Linked DNA regions of Mus musculus: region 1 is linked to region 2. A link is a loop called in an ENCODE intact Hi-C map of the cell type or tissue named here. Cell type or tissue: left cerebral cortex. All regions are shown on one strand.

Region 1 (5,000 bases), 210 kb after region 2:
TTAAAGGCGTGTGCCACCACGCCCAGCTCAGCAAACACTTTCTTTCATCTGCTGGGTCTTCTTTGTTTTGGGGAGGCCTTTCTTTTTTTTTTTTGTTTTGTTTTGTTTTGTTTGCTGTTGTTGTTTTGTTCACACATTAAAAAAAATTAAAGGTTCACTTTGTAGCTTTTTGTTTATGCCCATATGCGTATTCACATTTGTGTGGGAACGTCCTTGGAGAAAGCAGGAGCAGGAGTTACAGACAGTTATAAGCTGCCTGACCTGGGTGCTGGGAAACACCTCAGGTCCTCTGGAAGAGCAGTAAGTCCCCTTAACCAATGAACCATCTATCCGTCCAGCCTACATTTAATTTGTTTTCTTATTTACTTTGTCTGCATGTGCATGTGTGTGCATGGGACACTGGATGCCTGTGGAGGTCAGAGGTCAGTCTTCTCTCCTTCCATCCAGCGACGCTCGGGGACTCATATCCTCAGGCTTGGCAGCAAGTGCTTCCTTGTCCCCTTAGTCAGGGATTCTCCATGTAGCCCTGGCTGCCCTGCAACTCTCAATGTAGACCAGGCTAGCCTCGAACTCACAGAGATCCATCTGCCTCTGCCTTCCAAGTGTTAGGGTTGAAGGCTTGCACCACCACAGGCCTTGCTTTGGGTTTTTGAGAGTGTCTACAGAATGCTGGGAGGTGAGGAATAGCCTTGAACTTCTGATCTTCCTGCCTCCCAAGTGCTGGGGTTACAGTCATGCGCCACCAATTCCTGGCTTTTGCAGTGCTGGTGATCCAAACTAGGGCTTCATGCAAGCGAGGCAAACACGGTATCCCAGTTCCTGGGAATGTGGCTTTAACATGGATTCATTTATTAGCAGGGACCTGGGACCTGAAGACACTGCCTTACCAAGCATCTCCTCTGTGAAATAGAAGAGAGGAGAAATATTAAGATCCTGGGAAGGGGGCGCTTCCCTGTGTGACAGTGGTGCGTGATAACCAGGCTGGCAGTGCCCTCTGCATCCCACATTGGGAACAGCAGCCTGATACTCCAAGGCTGCCATGACCCTGAAGATCACTGGAATCAGGAGGAAAGTAGAATCCACAATGGAAGAGTTAAGGCTCTTGGGTAAGAGTGGGAGAAAATGGGGGTGGGGGGTGGGGACACTGCAGAAACCTGGGAGAAAAAAAATCCAACTAAAATCAGGAAACACATGGAGGCACAAATTTGCTAATCTTTCTTTAAAAAACTGTTTCAGGAGATTTATTTTATGTATGTATGTATGTATGTATGTATGTATGTATGTATGTATGTATACGTGCACCTGTGTGTGCTTGGTGTCAGTGGGGCTCAGACATCACCTGATTCCCTGGAACTGGAGTTACAGGTGGCTATAAGCCACCACTTGGGTGCTGAGAACAGAGTCCGGGGCCTCTGGCAGAGCAGTCAGTGCTTTTAGCCACTGAGCCATCTCTCATTCCCCCCAATTATGTTCATCTTGAGTTGGGCAGGTACGGTGGCGGAATAGGCCTGTAATCCCAGCAGTCACTGGACCATCATGGGTTCTACATATTAAACCTTTATGTTAGGTAGGGTCACACAGCAAGATCCGGTCACAAAACCAGCAACAACAAAACCAAAAGGAGCCAGCTTCTTCCCACAAGCATTCTTTCCCTCAGGTCTTCAGCTCCATCTGACAGCTACTCGGCTGGTGGTCCTATCCTTTCTGAGCCTAGTTGCCAGAGAAACAAGCCCGGTTCATCTTCATGACTAGCACATCTAATGATAAGCACAGGTTGACTCAAGGTGCCATAGGGTGACACTAGGTACCCAGAGCGACAGAATGACACCTATGAGTGCACGTCGTTAATCACAAACACACACACACACACACACACACACACACACACACACTCATGCACCCACCTGCAAACACAATTGCAGCCTTCTGGACGTCTCCTGTCACAGCCCCACCTCCTTCCTGATACACTGCGTTAAGTGGTGACTGTAACAAAATGACTTCATGCTCTCCCTGTCCTGAGCCAAATTACACAATTATTTGGAAAGGGCTCAAAATGTTCTTCGTTAGAAGTTTCTGGATACACCAATACACAGGAGCGTGCACCCTCAGAACACATGTACACTTTGACTTAATCTCACGGGTGACACACCGACGCTTACACTCCCCCTAGCCCACAGAGGCAAACTGCTGGGCGCTTCTGAGTTTCTCACTGCCACCAGCTCGGTTTGCTCAGCCTACCCCTACACCCCACGCCCGGGAATCCCTGACCACAGCTCCACCCATGCTCTGTCTCCTTCTTTTCCTTCTCTGTCCAGCCGTCGGGGTTCCTGGGTGAGGAAGTGTCTCCACGGAGTCGCTGGCTAGAACCACAACTTTCATCCTGCCATTCAGAATAGGGAAGAGAAGAGACCACAGCGTAGGGGGGACAGAGGAGACGGACTTCGAGAGGACAGCCCCACCGGCGCGTGTGGGGGAGGCAATCCAGGCTGCAAACAGGTTGTCCCCAGCGCATTGTCTCCGCGCCCCCTGGCGGATGCTGGTCCCCGACGGGCTCCGGACGCGCAGAAGAGTGAGGCCGGCGCGCGTGGGAGGCCATCCCAAGGGGAGGGGTCGGCGGCCAGTGCAGACCTGGAGGCGGGGGCCACCAGGCAGGGGGCGGGGGTGAGCCCCGACGGTTAGCCTGTCAGCTCTTTGCTCAGACCGGCAAGAGCCACAGCTTCGCTCGCCACTCATTGTCTGTGGCCCTGACCAGTGCGCCCTGGTGCTTTTAGTGCCGCCCGGGCCCGGAGGGGCAGCCTCTTCTCACTGCAGTCAGCGCCGCAACTATAAGAGGCCTATAAGAGGCGGTGCCTCCCGCAGTGGCTGCTTCAGCCCAGCAGCCAGGACAGCGAACCATGCTGCCTGCGGCCCGCCTCCAGACTTATTAGAGCCAGCCTGGGAACTCGCATCACTGCCCTCACCGCTGTGTCCAGTCCCACCGTCGCGGACAGCAACCACAGTCGTCAGAACCGCAGCACAGAACCAGCAAGGCCAGGCAGGCCATGGGGCTCTGGGCGCTGCTGCCCAGCTGGGTTTCTACTACGTTGCTACTGGCACTGACCGCTCTGCCCGCAGCCCTGGCTGCCAACAGTAGTGGCCGATGGTGGTAAGTGAGCTAGTACGGGGTCCGCCACTTGTCCTGGGGCAAAGAGCCAGGCACGGGCCTTACCCAGCTCCCACGCTGTGGGGATCACCAACCTACAGACCCCCCTCGTGCATTGTGACTTCACATCCAGGGTGCTCACACCTAGAACTAGCTCTGCTGAAGTGGGGGCACATCATTGGCATGCAGAAGCCCAGATACACCAGGCTCAGAGACCATTCCCATTTAATACGACCCCGTTTCTGCTGAGCAACAGGTCCCAACCTCGCTGTGGTGGGTGCTCAGGTGTCCCTTAGGTCTTGAACCAAAAAAAAAAAAAAAAAAAAAAAAAAAACCAGATATTAGCTTTGAGGTGAGGGAGTGGAATTCCTAAGTTTTTCAAGGTGGGCAAGGCTGCAGGTGGGGTTTCTCCTCGGGGGCTGACTTGAAGAAAGGAAGAGCTAAGGTAGCCATGCCTTTTCTGTCCACTCACTAGACTCTGGAGCTCAGGGCCAGGCAAGGATAGGGTGGTACAGCCTGTATGGTTAGGATGCAGGTCCCCTCCCCTGGACTGAACCCTTATGCATCCCGCCAGGGGCATCGTGAACATAGCCTCCTCCACGAACCTGTTGACGGATTCCAAGAGTCTGCAGCTGGTGCTCGAGCCCAGTCTGCAGCTGCTGAGCCGCAAGCAGCGGCGACTGATCCGACAGAACCCGGGGATCCTGCACAGCGTGAGTGGAGGGCTCCAGAGCGCTGTGCGAGAGTGCAAATGGCAATTCCGAAACCGCCGCTGGAACTGCCCCACTGCTCCGGGGCCCCACCTCTTCGGCAAGATCGTCAACCGAGGTGGGTGCCCAGGAAAGCGACGCTTCCGGGATTAAGGGAAAAGCAGGGTCATCTCCAGGGCATAGGCGGGCGAAGGCAGGGAAGACATCCCAGGGTTATATGTGATCAAACTGAGAATCGCCTGGTGCCGGCAGTTACCGTAGGTCAGCACCAGATTCTTTCTAGCCTTGCGTTGTGAGCATGATCTTTAACGTTGCTGAGCCACTGGCCCACAGAAAGGGAATTCCGGATCGTGGGCGCTGGGCGACAGCTGTTTTTCCCTAGCCTTCCTCAAAGGTACCTGGGAAGCTGATCTCTGAGGGCTAGCTAGGGTTGTGCTTCGCACCCAGCAAAGTTTGCACTGCCAATACTAGTAGCGATCTTGGCTATGCAGATTTGTTCTACTTGGGAATCTCCCCTTGGAGCTGCTCTGCTAAGGCTCTGGAGTCTCAGTAAAGCTTAGAGAGGAGGGCATTCCATGCTTCGCACACATGACTCCAAGGATGTTGGACTGTAGGGTACCAAGTCTTCCAAACAGGGTGCTGAGTTGGCCCCACGCCTTCTCTCAACTGATGCGGGGTCGCTTCACCCACAGGCTGCCGAGAAACAGCGTTCATCTTCGCAATCACCTCCGCCGGGGTCACACATTCCGTGGCGCGCTCCTGCTCCGAAGGCTCCATCGAGTCCTGCACCTGCGACTACCGGCGGCGCGGCCCTGGGGGCCCCGACTGGCACTGGGGGGGCTGCAGTGACAACATCGATTTTGGTCGCCTCTTTGGCCGAGAGTTCGTGGACTCCGGGGAGAAGGGGCGGGACCTACGCTTCCTCATGAACCTTCACAACAACGAGGCAGGGCGAACGGTACGTCGGTGTGTCCGGAACCAATGGCAGGGGAGATGTAAGACAGGTGCACGGGGACAGAGGCACAGGGAAGGGGCTTCCCGAGAGAGTGGGACTCTAGGAGGGAAGACAGAGAAGAGGTGGTGGTTGAGGGCAAAGAGGTTCCTGAGCTGATGACAGAACAGAAGAGATTAGCAGGCTATCAACACGT
Region 2 (5,000 bases):
CTCTCTCTCTCTCTCTCTCTCCCTCCCTCCTTCCTTCCTTTCCTCTTTCTTTTCTTTTTTCTTTCTTTCTCTCTTTCTTTCTCACTCTCTTTTTCTCTCTTTCTTCCTTCTTTCTTTCTTCCTTCCTTTTTCCATTTTGAGACACGGTCTCAATATGTATTTCCACCTGTCCTAGAACTAGCTATGTAAACCAGGCTGGCTCAGACTCACAGAGATCCTCCTGCCTCTGGCTCAGAAATGCTAGGATTAAAAGTGTGAGCCACTACACCCTGCCTGTTTGCATTTCGTAAGAACTATCACCCAGATACAGTTATTCATCGTCATTCTGCCCATCCGTGCTTTGTCTGTAAGTGAACCTATTAACTGCACAGATACAGTTTAGCAAACCGTTAGCGCTCCTGTGTCATCTAATTACCTGCAGCCCAATATTCCTGTTCTGCCAGTTGTCACATTAATGTCCTTACAGCAAAATGTTTCCTCAAGGGTCTAATTAAGGCTTGAGCTCTGCACTTAATGAGCATAGCCCTTCGGTCTCCTCTAATGTGGCCTGGTTCTGCTGCCTCTGTTTCATGGCACTGATGTTTTTGTAGTGTGCATACAGGACATTTTGCAGCATGATCCTTAATTTGGGAATGTACAATGATTCTTGGAATTAGATCTGGCCTAAGCATTGGGGGTGGGAGTGATAAATGACATCAGTACTTCCCATGGTTCAGTGACTGATGCTAAGGACATAACACCTCCATCATTCATTTATTCCATCCTATCCCTCAGGCTCTCTCAGGCTCGATTGCTCCTCACACCAAATGGGTACACTATAATTGGTTCTAAGAGACATACGATTTACAGAATTTTTTTAAAGATTTATTTATTCTATATATGTGAGTACACTGTAGCTGTCTTCAGACACACCAGAAGAAGGCATCAGATCCCATTACAGATGGTTGTGACCCACCATGTGCTTGCTGGGAATTGAACTCAGGACCTCTGGAAGAGCAGTCAGTGCTCTTACCCGCTGAGCCATCTCTCCAGTAATTTACAGAATTTTTATTTTAGTATATTGTTACTATCTTATTGTTAGTTATTAATTTCCTCGTGTTCATGCTCTATAGGTTAAACCTTACTACAGGGATGTATATACAGGAAAACCATGGTCCATACAGAGTACAGCGCTGCCCACAGTCTAAGGCATTGACTGAGGAACTTAGTGCATACTTCCTGAAGACAAAGGGGGACAATGTACTTCCACCCATGCAGCCTGACCCTTGTTCTGACCACATGCACTCAGGCTTCAACCTGCTCGGCCAGCTCAGAGCAGCCACACTCTGATGTGGCCCTTCAGCCAGCCACACCGGCATCTCTGTAAGAGAACCTATTTAATAGTCGTCTTCCCAAACACTTACTACCATGGGATATTTTTATCACAATTTTTTCTTTGAAGGATGATTTTTTTTCTCCCTCTCCTAGTGGGTGTGAGTGTATTAAAACATTCAACTCAAAAAAAGCTCCTCTTGTTCCCTTATTACAGTCTTAATGAAAACTCACTGAGTTGAGTCAACACAGTCAGATATTCCTCCAGTCCCGAATCCTTCCTTTCTTTTCCTCCTGATTAAAAAAATAAAACAAACCCACAGGACTTGGAGAGATGGCTCAGTAGTTAAGAACACTGGCTTCTCTTCCTGAGGACCTGGGTTCAGTTCCCAGAATGCACTTGGCAGCTCACAATCATCTGTAACTCTAGATCCAGGCAATCCCGATGTCCTCCTCTGGTCTCCATGGACACAGAAGGCATGAGGTGTTCATACTCTCAGGCACACACAGACACATTAAACCTCTTTTTAAAATATGCAAAGAGGACAGGGACAGGGAGCAAGCTTCGATCCGTCCTTAACAGGCAGAGCCTCAGTTTCATGTGGCACCCAGGGTTGTGTGGCCTGAAAGAGCCAACACTACACAGGTCCAAAGTGCTTCTGACCCCTTACCAGCAAATGGAGGTGATGGTCTACCTTTTTCTCATAGAGATTAAACAGTAGGAGCTGAGGGTGGTGGCTCATGCTGTAATCCCAGCACTTGGGAGGCTGGAACAGCTCAACCCAGGCTAGGCAGTGAGTTAGCTTCATGTAGAATATAGATGAACTGGGAGGTGGCTGACTGTGTACCACACTTGTGAGGAGAACCTGACAGCCTGAGATTCAATCTTTTTTTTTTTTTAAAGGGAACATTTTTTTAAATTATTTATTTATTATATGTAAGTACACTGTAGCTGTCTTCAGACACTCCAGAAGAGGGCGCCAGATATTGTTACAGATGGTTGTGAGCCACCATGTGGTTGCTGGGATTTGAACTCAGGACCTCTGGAAGAGCAGTCAGTGCTCTTAACCGCTGAGCCATCTCTCCAGCCCCCCTGAGATTCAATCTTAAGAGCATACCTAAAAGCCTGATGCAGGAGTGCACACTCCTGTCACGCCCCAGGGAGGAGATAGGAGAGTCTGACAGCACAGGTAAGCCTAACATATGCAGAGGCCAGCAACAAGAGAGACCGTGTCTCTAACAAGGTGTAAGGCAAGACACACACACACACACACACACACACACACACACACACACACACCTGTAGAGGAAGGGAAAGGAGGAAGGAAGGACATACCTTCAACCCTGCCTGCCATGTCCCCTGCTCAATCTTAGGCTTCTTGGTCTCTCTGAGCCACCTGACTGGTGACTGATCCACTTGCTGAGAACCAAGACATGCTCGCCTGTAAACTCCAGCAGAGGGCACTGTAGTTCCAGCTTTTCAAACAGGAGCATGTGTGGCACAGTTCAGCCAACAGTGGCCTTGGCCAGGGACCCTCTGTGTGCCTTTGTACATAGGACAACTGTATGGAGCTGTATCCTGAAACCACACACACTTATAACCACCACAAGCCATCAAGTTTCATCCATGAAACTAGACAGGGAGCTGTCCATGTGCCTCCCAACCAGCGATGAAGCCTCCAGAGTCGGCCCACTTCCACACTGGTGACTTTATAGCAGCAGAGGGGCCACTTTTCCTCAGCCTTTCCTCCATGCTTTTCCTTACTGGGACTGGTCCGGCTCACTGGGAGAGCGACCTACTAAGTTCCACTCTTTCCTGCTTCCGGTGCTGACTTTCAGAAATTACATCCTACATTTAGTAGAGCTCAGAGACCATGTGCTCTCCCTCTGGATTAATATTTCATATCTTCCATCCAACTCAAGGTTGAGTTTAGGTAAGCAGTCACATCTGTGCATATCTCTCTCTCTTTAATTATTTATTTCTCTTTATTTATTTATTTATTTTATGTATATGAGTATACTGTAGCTGTCTTCAGACACACCAGAAGAGGGCATCGGATCCCATTACAGATGGTTGTGAGCCACCATGTGGTTGCTGGGAATTGAACTCAGGACCTCTAGAAGAGCAGCCAGTGCTCTTAACCACTGAGCCATCTTTCCAGCATATCTGTATACATCTCTAAGGAGTCTGATGCTGTCAGTCCAAGTCCTCTGTCTCTCCTCTATGTGGAAACCTCCACATAGCTATTTCAAGATGCAGTTGTGTATGATCAGAAAGAGAATCTCTGGATCCAAGCAATTCAGGGGAAACTCATGTTTCTACCTCAACCACAGGCAAATGACTTAAATTCTCTGTTTTTGTTTTTGTTTGTTTGTTTTAAGTCCCTACTTATTAGGGGACACATGAGTATTGGCTATCTTTATCTCTAGGAAATCCACTTTACCTAAGTAGTCTGAAGCATTAAGTCGCTCTGCGGCTCATGCCCCATCTGCTTCCCCTACATTCAGAATGAGCAGGCACACCACTAAAGGAAGACACAAAAGCACGAAACTGGCCTTGCATGGCAAACTTACCCTGAGAATATGGTTCCCTGGGCCCCTGCTTCTGTCCCTTTCCTCCCGAAGCACAGATAATGACCTTGCGTCATCAGGGAAGACAGAAAGTACAGATAGCCCTTCGAACACACGTCAGCAAATCATCTTAATATCCCCAGGCCAATACCATTGGATATGACCTCGATAGGGATAATTTTCAAATTAAAAATAGGTTTGTGTGTATGTCTGCTCTATGTGTATATGATGTCTCTGTGTGTGTGTGTGTGCACTTGTGTGTGTGTGTGCGTGTGTGTATGAGTAGGCCTGTGCTCACACGGAAGCTGGAGGAGAGCCCGGGATGTCCTACCGTTCTCTCTACCTTGATCTTTTGAGGCAAGGGCTCCTGAAGAACTTGGAACTCCCACTTTTTGACTAGAATTGCAGCCAGCAAACATCAGCGATCCCCCTGTTTATTATGTCTCCTCTGTGTTGGAGTTACAGGCATGAACGCATGCGGCCCCACCCAGCCTTGTCAGTGTGAGGATATTAAACTCTGGTTCTCAAGTTAGCAGAGCGAGCTAACAGTCCTGACTACTGGGCCAGCCAGCCCAGAAGTCATAGTGGTTTTATGTACAATACCATAACATTTTCTCTCATCCTGACCTCATATGAATTTCCCATTAAGTGGTATTACCATTTGTAAACCAGCAAGACCAAGACAATTGCAAGTACTGTATAATGACTGTTGCCATTAGAACCTGTAACCAACCCTTAACCTAGAAGTCAGACTTCAAGGAGTTACCGAGTCTGTGAATAACTAGATACTAGAGCCATCCCCTGCTCACATGACAACCTATAAGACTGAAAACTCTGCATCATTAGTTAGGATGAGACCAAGATCCACCCAAGCACTCTCGTATCATCCAGGATGTCTTCAAAGTGCAGTCAATGCATTAAATGTACTCTTGTGGCAACTCCCAACATATGGCCCGATGCTAGAAGAAGCTATTCACGGTCCCTCCTATTTCCTCAGGAATCACGTGTCTCTTACCCACCCTTCGTGCCGGCACCTTCCAAACCTGGGCAGGCTGGGGAAGCTATAAGCTACCAAGGATATCTCCCAGTTTGACAAGAAAGAAAAAAAGAAAAAAGAA

Evidence for each region. Peaks named below come from ENCODE experiments on the same cell type or tissue, not always from the same donor. Only the 100,000 strongest peaks of a DNase experiment are listed, where the experiment ranks them.
Region 1: it touches region 2 in a loop (3-fold over the local background); 8 of 42 quality-filtered maps call a loop at or near these places.

Annotation. Positions count from the first base shown.
Region 1 is chr15:98,787,148-98,792,147 of GRCm38, forward strand. It overlaps Wnt1 (wingless-type MMTV integration site family, member 1), which reads left to right and starts at 2,710. Exons shown (of 4, transcript NM_021279.4): 1 at 2,710-3,145; 2 at 3,717-3,970; 3 at 4,545-4,810. The coding sequence starts at 3,042. In left cerebral cortex, CTCF peaks have their summits at 989 and 2,536 (motif pointing left); no DNase peak of the experiment used is centred here.
Region 2 is chr15:98,577,513-98,582,512 of GRCm38, forward strand. The region is part of intron 1 of 4930415O20Rik (RIKEN cDNA 4930415O20 gene); the gene reads left to right. Among named protein-coding and RNA genes, the nearest start is that of 4930415O20Rik, 9.0 kb to the left of the region's middle. In left cerebral cortex, CTCF peaks have their summits at 2,184 and 2,780 (motif pointing right); a DNase peak (open chromatin) is centred at 2,773.